Linked DNA regions of Mus musculus: regions 2 and 3 are each linked to region 1. A link is a contact called in ENCODE Hi-C or POLR2A ChIA-PET data. All regions are on one chromosome and are shown on one strand. Each heading gives the region's core, a stretch centred on a gene start or an enhancer-like site at or near the end of the contact. The rest is flanking DNA. Distances are from core to core; before and after follow the strand shown. Region 1 holds the start of 2410006H16Rik (RIKEN cDNA 2410006H16 gene). Region 2 holds the start of Trim16 (tripartite motif-containing 16). Region 3 holds the start of Zfp287 (zinc finger protein 287).

Region 1 (4,460 bases), core at 639-3,138:
GCTAGATGTTTCTGCAACTTGAAACTCCCAGAAGGGGGAGGGCAAGGGAGAGCTGCACCTCTGTTAAAGATTCAAGGCCAAATGACTCAAGATTGAAATTAGTGTTCAAACCAGAGCTAAATTATTTTGGACTATTTTTGGTCCCTTTGAAGCCATCCATATCCCTTGCCCCCGAGTTAACATCCTTGTGACTATGAAAACCTTATATTACTATTCTTGACAGGCCACTAATTTCCACACATTCAAAAGCTAAAAACATCATTGGGCAGCACCTGAAACCTACAACAGAGTCCTCATCTTTACTGTAACTTGCCAATTGAGGTCCCCACCAAATGACTTTCCTTGTTCTGTAACAAGTTAGGCAATGGTGGTGGCACATGCCTGTAATCCCAGCACTCGAGAGGCAGAGGCAGGCAGATCTCCAGGTTCAAGATCAGCCTAGTCTACAGAGCAAGTTCCAGGACCGCCAGTGCTACACAGAAAACAGCACCTGTCTCGAAAACGGCACCAAACCAAAACCAACCAACCAACCAAGCAAACAAAAACCCAAGACACTTCCAATATAGAACATGGTATTTGGGGACCCATGAATCTTGTGTTCCTGGCCATGGTCAAGCATATTTGGCTCCAAGGGAAATTATCTTATTCCCTTTAAGAATGTTTTGGCCTGGACTTCCCTCCCTCCATCAAAATTCTGTTTATTCCTCAGACCACCAAGATTGCAGTCTCATGACCACCTGTCTAGTTCTGTCAAAATGAGTTGCCTCCTCAGCCTATTTGCATAAGAAGTGCATGCAAGCACTTATGTGTGTGTTGCTGGGTAGAACCCAGCATATCATATATACTAGCTCAACAGATTTTGCACTGAGGTGTTTTGAGACAGGATTTCATTCCGTAGGCCAGGCTGGTCTTGAACTCACAAGAACCCTACTCTAGTCTTCAGGTTCACATATCCCAGGCTGACCTCATAGCTGAAGATGACCTTGAACTTCTGATTCTGCTGCCTCCACATACCCAGAGCTTGGGAGTTTGTCACAATGTCCAGTTTATGAGGTGCTGGGGATGGAGCTCAGAACTTCATGTTTGCTAGGGAAACACTGCATCCCCAACCCTTGAGAAAATCAAACATACTCATATACTGAAGGCATAGCATTAGCAGTTTTCTATTACCTATGCCCGATGCAAGTCTCTCCAGTCAGAAGTGGAAAGAGCAGGGGGCAATGGAAATGGATCAAGAGCTCTTCTTGATTCTACAGTTCTCTAAGGAATGTGATGAGGGCCGTCTGCATAGGGCCTTGAGAGACTCCGTGGATATGTTGTAAAAATAATGGGGTGCAGAACGGCCCCAATCATTACACTTTTGTAACAGCGTTTGTCTTTGAACGCGGTTTCGTGTGTGTTAGCGTAGATGAGCCAGGCTCTCCACCACCCAGTTAGATTATATAGGCCCGCTTTTTTTTTTTTTTTTTTAAATTTAAAATAGAGACAGGGGCTCATTAAATTGCCCAGGCTGGACTCGAATTCTTGCGTCGGGTTCCTAATCGATTACGATTACAGGCCTGCACTGTCAGGTCTGACTACACATTTCACACACTACACACGTTCACAAAGGACTAATAAGTCAGGGAAGACAACGAGGACGGAAAACCGCGGAAAGGATGTCGAGTCCGCGCTTAACCCAACACGCAGGCGCGCTGGAGCTCGCGCGCTCTTCGCTACCCAGAATCCCCCGGGGCGGGGGAGACCACTCGCTCAACAGAACGGGGGAGGCCTGGGTCGCGAGGCGGGCCGCTGGAAGTTCCCGTGAGCCTTTGCCGCCCTCACCTCCCTGGGGTGAGGAGTGGTCTATTCCTAGCCCTTAAGAGGAGGGCGCTCACGCGCCGTCTTTCTCTGCGGCCATCATGGGATCGTGCTCTTCTCGCTCGTTGAGCTGGTCCCTTCGCCGTGGCCTGCTGGTGACGGTCTGGAGCGATGCTGAGCCCGGGCCCAGCCTCTCAGCTCCGCCTTGTGCGCTGCACAGATCTAGGGGAGCCTGGTAAGTCGAGGTCTGCATCGCGGGGCGCCGCGCGTGGGCGGGGTGTCGGCTGCAATGATGATGAAACTAGAAAAAAAAGGAAGTGCCGTCCGATGCGACAACTGACGACATCCCTAGTTAGCTGACTGCAGTCGTTTAAGCCTCGGCGACCCAGTGCTGAACACAAGTGTTCTAATTGCCCCTCATGACTCTTACTCTTCTAACCTTTCAGACGGGACGTTGACAACGTGGAATAGGAGCAGTATCATCCCACCATGAGGTAAGGGTTTCTGGAGTATCAGGTGGGGTTCATAGACAAGAGGCTGTGTAGCTTTCGCTCCAGGGACTCCCAACATACCCTGGCCCATGTGGGCACATACATAAATTTAAGACGTGTCTCCATTTAGTGGCTGGAACTACTAGTTGGAGGACAGCAGAAAGCTTGACTGCTGTGATGAGATGACTAAGTAGGAAGTGCCGTCAGAGTCGATAACTGACGATAACTGCTCCTGGCTGACTGCAGTCAAGCCCACACCGGTGGCTGGGGTTTAGGTTTAACTTGGGCTGGACTTTTAACAACTGCTGTACTTCTAGGTTGGGGATTTAAGAGTGGAAGATTGCCAACAGCTGTGGCCTCCCATGAGGTAAGCTTTCAGCTTGGGATTTTAGACCGTTTTGATTTGAGCTAGAGTGTTCATGTATGAGCATCAGTTTTGCCTGTACTCAATACTGGTTGTAGCTGATGGGGGTGGTTAAGTAAGGCAACAGTGCACAGCTCTTACTGTAGAGCCATTTTTTTTTTAAGATTTATCATATCTAAGTACGCTGTAGCTGTTTTCAGATGCACCAGAAGAGGGCATCAGATCTCATTACGGATGGTTGTGAGCCACCATGTGGTTGCTGGGATTTGAACTCCGGACCTTCCGAAGAGCAGTCGGTGCTCTTAACCACAGAGCCATCTCCAGCCCCCTATAGAGCCATTTTTGTGTGTGTTTGCTGTCTTGATGCTAGAAAAAAATGGCACCGGACTTAGGTGGTTGTGAGCCACAATTAGTGCTGGCAGTCAAACCTGGTCTTCTAAGAACTTAGACCTTCTAGTCCATTAACTTGGGTCTTAAAATTTTCAGTTAATGTGGTCTTACAATTGAACCCAGTTGGGCTGGTTTGGCTAGTTGTAAATGTATTTTAGTAATTTGAAAAATACTTCCCTTTTAGGTCTAGGATGTGTTAAGAACTGTAGCTTTCTTGAGAAGAGGCAGGCAGAGTTCAGGCCAGCCTCGTCTACAGTAGTGAGCCAGGGCTACAAAGAAATCCAAAAGAGAAAAGCCAGGGTGGGAGGGCAGCCATTGATTTTGCAAGGCTGTTATATATAATGTCCTGTTTTCTGCAATCCATTTTAGGGTGTCCCCTTTCAAGTTCTCAGAACGGACGCAGGACTGCAGATCTGTGCTGGCAGCAGCAGAGGTGAGTTGGTCTGTACAGTGACTATCTGTTATTACTCTGAGAGATATCAAATGATGATATCACCTAAAATAGCTGGAATTACCGGCAGATTGGTAGTGGTGAGCCTATGGTTTTCTGAAGATATCATTAAATGTTCTAAATGCCATTGATCCAGGCAGGAGTGATTCTGAAATTCAGCTCTTTTGCAGGCTATATTCCCAGAGGAGTCTCCAGCCGGCCTGAAAGCAAATATCCTAAGTGACATGTCTGCCAATTTTGTTCTGGGTGGGCACATTTGGTAATCCTGTCTGTACCACAGGATCTTCTATGCCTTTTAAAAATAAACATTTGTTTATAAACCAGATTGCCAGTGTTTTGGATGAATTAAGTTGTGTGTACAGCTAACCATCAAAGCACTCTAATAAAGCACAGTCCGTATTGGTCCTTGAAAACATGTATTAGAGTAGAGTGTCAGGTGTTAGGCAGTCCAGCTTCAGCACTGTAAACTTCTGGGCAGTCTCAGCTGTTTGCACAGCTGGACTTGGGCAAAGATTCCAAAGCATTTAAGGCACCCACACTCAATCCCTGTTCTTGGCTGCAGTGCCATGCAAAGACGCCATCTTGTTTGCTTACCTGGCCTGTAAGGCTGTTCTTCCCCATAACCCCATGAGTTCAGACTTTGACCACTTAATTCAGAACAGTTCTCTTGGGCTTGAGTTGGGGACTAGGAGTGTTTAAGGGTGTTAGGAACACCCAGTTTTCCCTCTTTGCTAAGTAGGACTGGTTCTAGAGGTGAGTTTTTGAAAAGCCAATACAGGGACTAGATTATGGGAGGACCTGGTAGAAAAAGTTGTGCTGGTTGGTGGATAAGGGAGCTAGGCCCTATATAGATAAGATTGCCTAAAAGGTCTGCAGCTTAAACTGGATTTTCCACACTTGGTATTCTGAAACTTACTGCCTTTAAGAAGGCCTTGGGAAGTAGGCAGATGCTCCTAGAGTCTTA
Region 2 (4,460 bases), core at 1,401-3,900, 220 kb after region 1:
AGGTTTCCTACAGTGTCATGACTGGGTGTTGTCTGTTAACTCTGGGCATTGGTGGAGGGACGGTCATGCCCATGTACTATGTTAAAGTGTTAGTCATAGAAGGGGGGTGGGGACAGGAAATAATTCCTTAATGAAAGATGAAAGGGTAGGAATAAAACTGTGAGAGAAAGAATGAGAGACAAGTGGGAACCAAATGGAGACAGCAGACTCCCTTCTTTCTCTTCCACCTTTGAGGCTGTAGAATGGGTCAGGCAGGGCAATCACTTCTCTTCCTCATTCTGAGAGAGGTCAGAGACAGAGAGGCATGTTGGAAAACCAGTTCATCTTCTGGTAAGTCTTGGTCATTCGTGGAAATATCTGTTAGTATTGAAGAAGTGTCTAAGAATGAACTGGGGATGGTTGGGCAGGCTTTTTTTTTTCTCTTGTCTGGAGATATAAAAACCATGAAATGAATAAGGTTCTGGGAATTGACTTTTGGAAAGCTTCAGAGGGTGGGACATTTAGGGACAAGGACACTTGGGGAACTTGGCTAAACACTCTAGGAAATCATGCCATGGGTGTTCCATAGTGTCTTTAAATAATGCAGGGCTGCATCTGGGATGAGTTTGCAGCCTTTTGTATACTATGATTCTGAGAAGCCTGTGGATTTCTTGGATTTTTGACAAGTTCTGCCAAGAAATATCCCCGGGTCTGTCTAGTTTACCCCAAGGAAACAGAGATGCATGGTGGTGCCATATTAGACTAATCTCAGTCCTAAAGTCCAGAGGTACGCCACGTCTGGAAGAGCTCTTTCCCCCCAGGAACCACTTGCTTCTCATCCCATCCTCTAGCCATGAGCTTCATCCCCCTCCTCACCCTCCAAATTCACACACTGAGGTCATAACCCCCCATTACCTCAGAGCATGACTGCTTTTGGAGGTAGGTCTTTGAACAGGTCATTAAGAAAAAAAATGAGGTAGGATGGTCCCCTAGTTCAGCCTCACTGATGTCTAAAGGAAGCAATCAGGACACAGACAAGCACAGGGAAGACGGCATGAAGGACGGGAGGGCAAGCCAAGGAGTGCGGTCTCAGAAGAAGGCCACGGCATCTCCACGCGTGGGAGCTCACCCTTGCAGAGGTGTCGGGAAATTAACTCCTGTCATCAAAGTCAGTCAGTCTGTGGCACTTTGTAAGGACAGCCTGAGAAAATGAGGGCACCTCATTTAGGAACAGTTTTATTAGCTGGATGTGGGGCTAGTTTAGCAACTGTCTCTTCGTGGAGATCACAGAGTAAGATACGGGGCCTAGAAAGGCTGGAGAGAGCTGTATGTGGAAGGGGACAGTGCCTTCCCTCTTCTACCCGATGGCCCCTTCCTGTGCCCATTCTCAGCCAGCTCCTGGAATGCCCTAGAAGCGGACACTGGAGGGTCAGGGTTATAAACATCCATCAATTTCTGTGGTTTCAGAACCAGGATGCTTGCACAGGGTGGCAAACACAGAGACCATGCGTTTCGCAAAAGAGAAAAATCATATTTGAAGGCAGCTGAGCTGAGCATGGAAGGGGAGAAGCACAGTTAGATCCACTTCCTGGAGGGTGGGGTCTGGTGAGGATTTATGAGATAGGGAAGGGTGGCTGAGAGGACCATAATCGGTCCTCATGGCTCTTCGTGGGATGCATGTTCAGGACAGGTCAGTGTTAGAATGTTCTGAGGGCAGAAGTTTTGGTCTTCTGATGCCAAAAGGTCACCCACTAGTTACCTGCTCAGGTCCAGATGAGTCAATTTCAACAAAAGGCCATCAAGTTTCGGAGAAGCAAGCCAGACAACTGTTATCATCAAAGCCCACATGTTAGAGGTTTATGGCAGAGAGTGGAAGGCCAGGGCCCTGTCCACTGGGTGGCTTCTCACATGAGTGAGTTTTAAAAGTCAACCAGAAGTGGAGCTAGGAGGACGGTTCAGTGGGTAAAGTGCTTGCTAGGTGTGCATGGCCACCTGCAGCCATGCAATGGTGCTTATCTGTAACCCCAGCACTGGGGCAAGAGTCTAGAATATCCCTCTGACTTGCTGGCCTGCTGCGCTAGGTGACCTAGCGTGTTCCAGGTTCACTGTGAGGTCCTCTCTCATGAAATGAGGTGGAGAGCAATTAAGAAAGACACTAGATGTCAAACTCTGTCACACACACACACACACACACACACACACACACACGACTAAAATAAAACAAAAGTCTGATAAAAGCAAGTTATTAAAAGCAGATAAAGCTAGATTGACTATGTCTGTCTGTCTGTCTGTATGTCAGGTTTTGTGGTGGTGGTGGTAGGACCAAGCTGGTGGCTCATTTAGGATTAGCAGCTGCCCTATTATCAAAGTCCTTACATTTTGGACCCCTTTAAAAATATATGGAGTAGAGAGAAGGGGAGGGGGAGGGGAGAGAGAGGGAGGGATGGAGGAAGGAGAGAGAGAGAGAGAGAGAGATCCACCGCAAAATATGGCTTGTGGGACCGCTCAAAGCCGCAGAGGCTTACAATAGAGCTCAGGAATCTTGCCCTTTTTTCCAGTCCCACAGGCACACGTGGTCTCCGGAAGAGCCTATGGGGTGTGCGTGAATGAGTCCCGTAAGAATAGAAGTTTCAGGGCTGGGCTAGGAATGAGAATGAGAAGCCTGAGCCAAGGAACAGACACAGGAGCCAAGTGGCAAGGCAGTTCTGAGCCTTGTCACTGTGGCTGGCTACTAGCCAATCTGGAGGAGCCTCGTCCTGTCTGAGTAACTGAGCTTCCTCGGGAGGGAGGAAACAGTTAATGTCTCAGGGCAGCTGCAATCTGCTAGGCGTGGCTCTCTGGTTTGACTTGGGCTACTCAGATCCTGAGCCAAGGGACCGCGAGGAAGGACGCCTTAGTCCTTAGTCCGCAGAGCCTCCACCAGATGGCTGAATTGGATCTGATTGCCCCGGGGCCTCTGACCGGGGTCACTGCTCACCCTTTGGCCCCTCTCGGCCCAGACCCTGTGTCAGCTATCCCAGCAGAAAAAGAAGATGCGGACCCTCTCAGCAAGTCAGGTGAGGAAACCCAGGAGCAGGGTCATGACCCCGCAGAGGTCGGGGCTCCTGGTGAAGAGGATCAGATCTTGTGTGACTTCTGTCTTGGGGCCAGCAGAGTAAGGGCAGTGAAATCCTGTCTGACCTGCATGGTGAACTACTGTGAGGAGCACCTGCGGCCACACCAGGAGAACAGCAAACTGCACAGCCACCAGCTAACCGAACCCGCAAAGGACCAGGATCTACGCACCTGCCCTGCCCACCACAGCCCTTTGGTTTCCTTCTGCCACACGCACCAGCAGTGTATCTGCCAGGAATGCGGGGAGGGTGAACACAGAGGCGACAGTACTGTCTCCCTGGATGCAGCCCGCAGGAACAAAGAGGTGAGTAGTGGGGTCTGTCGCCTGGGAGGGACCAGTGGGAGGAGGTGTCCCCAGGGAGAGGTCACACATGCTGCATTTGTGGCTCTGTTGATGCCAGTTTGTTCCGAGTCAACAGAGGAGAACTTTAGCGGTAGTGCCTGGGTGTTGGTTCGCTGTAAGTATCTATAGCCGCTGGCTTTGGAAACAAAAGTGGGTCACTGTCCCCATCTCAGTGTCCCTGTTGCTGTGCGGTCTCTATTGTCTCTGCCAGGCATAGGAATTTCCTGCTGTTTCTAGTTAGAGTTTAGTAATGTGCATTTGGGTGTGTGCTGTAGAAGGTTAGCCTCAGGAGTGTGGTATTTCCCTCTGGCAGGATCTGTGAGGCATATATCAACCCATGAAAACCTTGGCAGAAGTCCAAGGGAAAAGAAGAAACCTCAGACTTCATTTCTCCTTTTCTTCCTTCCTCTCTTTCTTAACTTCTTTCTTTCTTTCTTTCTTTCTTTCTTTCTTTCTTTCTTTCTTTCTTTCTTTCTTTCTTTCTTTCTTCCTTCCTTCCTTCCTTCCTTCCTTCCTTCCTTCCTTCCTTTCTTTTTTTTTGAATCGCAAAACCACAAAAGAAGCTAACACAAAATGCTGCATTCAAGTAAAACAAAACAAAACAAAACAAAAACTGCCAAGATAACAGAATTTGAAACGCACACGGAAGTTAATGCCAAGGGCGACTTAACTTACTGGAGAATAAAGGTTCCTTACGGGATAGGCTGGCAGGAGCACCTGAGAAACACTGTGCTCGAAGTCTGAAATTTTACTTTTATCAGATAAAAAAGTCATTTCTGAAGCACTGCTTGCCTTTATCTGGAAGCCAAGATCCTGGATGAGACATTGGGGGTGGACCCCCGCAGCTTTCCCACTTTGAGTTTCTCCCACTTTGAGTTTCCCCAGTAGGAAGTAAGGTTGACTCCGCCCACACACAGGTCCTGGTTCACGCTCAAGGCAGTTCCCTCTTTGCACTGTTGGTTGGCACACCCAGAGCCTTTCTGTGGCATGTGTTCCTGGGCAGTAAAGGAAAGTGGTATCTGGG
Region 3 (4,460 bases), core at 802-3,301, 130 kb after region 1:
CAATACCTTCTGTGCTGGCTAGTCTTATATTAACTTGACACACAAACTAGATTTATCTCAAAGGAGGGAACCTCTATTGAGAAAATGCCTTTATAAGATCGTATAGGGCAATTTCTTAATTGGTGATTGATGGTGGAGGGCCCAGTTCATTGTAAGTGATCCATCCCTGGGCTGGTCATCTTGGGTTCTAGAGAAAAAAAGTAGGCTGAAAAAGCCATGAGAAGCAAGCCAGTAAGCAGCACCTCTCAAGGCCTCTGCATCAGCTCCTGACTCCGGGTTGCTGCTCTGTTTGAATTCATGTCCTGACTTCCTTTTATCATGAACAGCAACATGGAAGTGTGTAAGCCAAATAAACTCTTTCCTCCACAACTACTTTTTGGTTGTGGTGTTTCATCTCAGCAATAGAAATCTTAGTAAGACAACCTCTTCTGGGACTTCTTCAGGGATCCCAGCCCTGCCACACAGTGCTAAGCCTCAGATGCTCGCTGTGACTCTTTTATGCCATCAAAACCAGTACCATCTGAGTGACTCTTACTCACTAAGCTTGGCAGCCAGAATGAGGTATAATCTTGTCTCCCTCTGAAATATAGCTTCTTGGGCAATTTCTTATTCACCTCAGTGACACTGGTTTCTTTTTAGTCACAGCTGACTATTCAGTTCCAGATGACCAGACACCAAAGATTCTTCACACAAAAGGCCAAGTTTGCGTTTCTCTCCTGCTCTTAACATCCTTCTCTTCCTAGCTCCTACAGAATAGCTCACTGAGCTTCCAACACTCAACGACTTTTCTAGCCTAAAGTTCTAATGTCCTTCTACGATCTTCCCATAACAACATGGCCAGGACTGTGACAGCAATACCCTACTTCTGGTTCCAATTTTTGTCCCAGTTAGGGTTACTACTGCTGTGATGAAACACCTTGACTAAAAATCAATCTGGGGAGGAAAGGGTTTATTTAGCTCGTGCTTCCACATCACTGTTCATCATCAAAGGAAGTCAGGGCAGGAACTCAAACAGGGCAGGAACCTGGAGGCAGGAAGTAGCTCTCAGTCTTATAGAGGCATTTCCTCTATAAGATGACCATAGCTGTGTCAAGGTGACATAAAACTATCCAGCACAAGAATGGCCCATCAGCTCAAGCATTTTTGGTGTTCTCTGCTACCCCTCATACACACAGAAGCAGACTCCTCAGAGTGCAGGATAAACACACAGAATTTACCCTGGTCTTCTTTTCCTCTATCCTTGAATTTAGAATACATTCATCCTAGACACACACACACACGATGTGTGTTTATTGATGGTGGTGTTAGAAGCAATAATTTAAGGAACCATGAGCAGAATGGTTAATTTCTAACTTGTTGAAAACTTATCACCTTGCAGAAAGAAATGTTTCAATATCCAAGTCACTAATATTCCGGATGTTCTCAGCAACAGAGCAAATTTGTGATTACTGGGACAAACTGGAGGTTTCCAAACAATCTCATAGGGGCGGGGCCAAGGCGATCTATTTATCTGCCTTGCATAGTTTGCTCTATTCCCGGAGCAGAGAAGACAAGCCTGTTAGGCTGTGATTGGAGGCCGTCTCAGGAGCTTCCTCAAGTGTAAACCGAAAGCACTATCCACCTCTCTCAAAGCCAACCTCACAAGTATCCTGACACGGAGAAGAACCCACACGTACTTGTTTGGGGCTCCAACTCCCAGCCTAGCTCATCCATAGTCATGCATGCCCTGAGGAGATGCGCCCGCCTTGCCTCCAGCCGCCTCCCCTTCCCAGCCTGCCCCGGGCCGGCCTCCCCGTGGACATTCGCGCTCGGACATCAGTACCTGTCACTCGGGCCCCGTCGGCGCAGCCCGGGCAACAATGGCGGCGGCGTGGCGGGAGCCTCCGTGGCAGGCTCGACTCAGAGCTGCATCAGGGGCTCAGCTTCACCGCTTCTCTCCCTGGGAGGAGCCGGGAGCCGTCAGTACACGCTCATTCCAGCCGGGTCCCCAGAGGCCCCGGCCGGAACCCCTAGCTCCCGGGCTTCGCAGCGACCTCGCCTCGGCGCCACTGCGCATGTGCTAGTGGAGAACGCTGCTCGTCCGTAGAGCCAATGGGAAGCCGAACCCGAGCCTTCCCATCCCGAGCCCCAGGCCCTGGACCTGTCTCTATGGCAACCTCCTCCACCCATCACCGTGACTTGCCTGTTAGCTACAAGGTTTCGACCGGAACTTTAAAGTTTACCTGGGCAGAGACAGGCCTGGCAGATGACTTGGATGTCAGGGCTGCAATAGCAGTACCTGGGAAACCATTTGGAGAGTAAAGCCGGATTCTTACAACGCAGAAATAGACAGGCATCAAGTATGTGGCTTGTAGGGAGGAAACCCCACAGTGCTCTTTCTAGATGGACTGTAGTGCATAATTCCTAATGGCTCTGATTGTCACCTCTAGAATCCGACACTGAGACCTCCAGATTCAACTAACAGACAAATTCTCTGTCTTCAGCATTTCTCTTAGCTCCTTCTGTTCTGTGGATTCTTTGGTTTGTTTTTTGATGGCATCCTGAACTTCTTGGACATCATAATACTCATTTTAAAAAGTCCTTCTTGAATTTAGGTACAGTAGTCAACCTCGTCTCCCATCCTTGATAGTCTTTCTTCTGCCTGGCTGAGTCCATTGGTGATGTTTCTATTGTTTTTCTGTTCCACTCACTGAGTTTTTTAATTTTTTTAGCATTTCTGTGTGGGCTCCCTCCCTCCTCAAAATACTGATTTCTTTCCCTGCTTATGTTCACAAAACAAACAAACAAACAAAAAAACAAAACAAAAAAACCAGGTTAGATTCACTGGGCCACCAAAACCAAACACAAAAGTAGGAGAGAGGTGGATCTCTGTGAAGTTTGAGGCCAGCCTAGTCTACACAACCATTCAAGGCTAGCATGGGCTACATAATGAGAGGAGGAAAAGGATGAAGAAATGGATTAGTGGTTATGAGTGCTTATGATTCATACAAAGACTCTGGTTTCAGTTCCCAGCACCCACGTGATGACTCAAAGTCTGTAACTCCAGTTCCAGCGGCTCTGATGCCACTTTTGACTTCCACAGTCTCCTGTGATACGCATACACAACACACACACACACACAATTAAGTAAATTCTAAGAAAAATAAATAACATTATTATGTACAGCTTTGAAAATAAGTGTGAAATACCAACCAGTCAGTAGTAGGAGAAAAGAAGTCAAGATCAGGGCAGTAATTAATGTTGATGGACATTAAGCTGACTCATGTTCCTTGTGCTTGTGAAAGGAGTAACAACAAACACAGATGTACAAGCACATGCACAGTAAAGTGCAGATGCCTTTAGGTGTGTGCCTAGGAGTGGTATAGTCAGGTCATATGGAAGATTTATTTTTTTATTTTTGAGACAGGGTTTCTCTGTGTAGCCCTGGCTGTCTTGGAACTCACTCTGTAAACCAGGCTGGCCTCGAACTCAGTAATCCACCTGCCTTATTTTTTATTTTTATTTTTATTTGATAAGCCTCTGCATTGATTTCCATAGTGCCTGAAGCACATTACATGCTCACCAACCATGGATAAGGTAGCCTCTTTCTCTGCAACCTTAAAAGCATTTGTTGACGTTTGTTTTCTTCCAATAGCTATTCTGACTGGAGTGAGATAGAATCTCAAAGTAGTGTTTTTCTGATGGCTAAGGAAGTCAAACACATTAAAAAGTGTTATTGGTCATTTTTATGTCTTCTATTGAGAATCGAGTTCATTGGCCCATTTACTGCCTGGTGTTTAATTTCTGCACAGTTCTGTATATAGTCCAGACTAGTGGTTCTCAACCTGAGTTGTGACCCTTTGGAGGTTGAATGACCCTTTCACAAAAGGTTGCCTAAGACCATTGGAAAACACAGATATTTACATTATGATTCATAACAGCAGCAAAATTACAGTTATGAAGTAGCAATGAAAATAATGTTATGGTTGGGGGTGGGGTCACCACAACATGAGTAACTATAATAAAGTTTCACAACATTAGGAAGGTTGAGGATCAGTTTGTCAATTTCTGAGTCTAGTTTCTGTGCCATTCAGAAATTTCTTGCATAAACCTGTATCCCAAAGTTTTTCTTCTATATTCCTTTAGCGGTTTCAACAGTTGTGATTTTAAGCTAGGGCCTTTGATGCCATTTGAACTGATAATTTGGTTTGTGATGAGAGATCTGGATATAATTTTATCCTGAAGGTGAGTATCTAGTTTTACCAGCACCATTTATTGAACAGCGTGTCTATGCCTGTACCCTCTGTTATGTTTCATTGATGTGTGTTTGTTTTTGTCACTATGACTCTGTTGCGTATCTTGAAGCTAGGTCATGTGATAATTTTGTGTCTTTCTACTTATAACCGATTTGGCAATCCACGGTTCTTGCATTTCCATATGAACTTTATGAGAGGTTTTTCTGAGACAACTCTATGGTTATT

What was found. Hi-C counts contacts between places; a loop is a spot of excess contacts on that map. ChIA-PET counts read pairs that join two places held with the same protein, here RNA polymerase II (POLR2A).
Region 2: a loop to region 1 is called in a map of heart, with 5 times the contacts of the local background. The contact joins the promoter of Trim16 here to the promoter of 2410006H16Rik in region 1. A Hi-C loop is called at or near these places in 1 of 37 maps with a recorded cell type or tissue (heart). POLR2A ChIA-PET finds 5 or more read pairs at or near these places in 2 of 5 experiments (Patski and embryonic stem cell).
Region 3: POLR2A ChIA-PET joins it to region 1 with 15 read pairs in Patski. The contact joins the promoter of Zfp287 here to the promoter of 2410006H16Rik in region 1. POLR2A ChIA-PET finds 5 or more read pairs at or near these places in 4 of 5 experiments (Patski and embryonic stem cell).

Annotation. Positions count from the first base shown.
Region 1 is chr11:62,600,989-62,605,448 of GRCm38, forward strand. 2410006H16Rik (RIKEN cDNA 2410006H16 gene) reads left to right here and starts at 1,889. Exons shown (of 5, transcript NR_030738.1): 1 at 1,889-2,035; 2 at 2,247-2,294; 3 at 2,609-2,658; 4 at 3,415-3,478; 5 at 3,667-3,818. Snord49b (small nucleolar RNA, C/D box 49B) reads left to right here and starts at 2,098; the gene lies at 2,098-2,160. Snord49a (small nucleolar RNA, C/D box 49A) reads left to right here and starts at 2,472; the gene lies at 2,472-2,533. It overlaps Lrrc75a (leucine rich repeat containing 75A), which reads right to left. Exons shown (of 4, transcript NM_198861.1): 4 at 3,896-4,460. It also overlaps Snord65.
Region 2 is chr11:62,817,603-62,822,062 of GRCm38, forward strand. Trim16 (tripartite motif-containing 16) reads left to right here and starts at 2,651. Exons shown (of 6, transcript NM_053169.2): 1 at 2,651-3,397. The coding sequence starts at 2,903.
Region 3 is chr11:62,729,845-62,734,304 of GRCm38, forward strand. It overlaps Zfp287 (zinc finger protein 287), which reads right to left and starts at 2,052. Exons shown (of 6, transcript NM_133208.3): 1 at 1,823-2,052.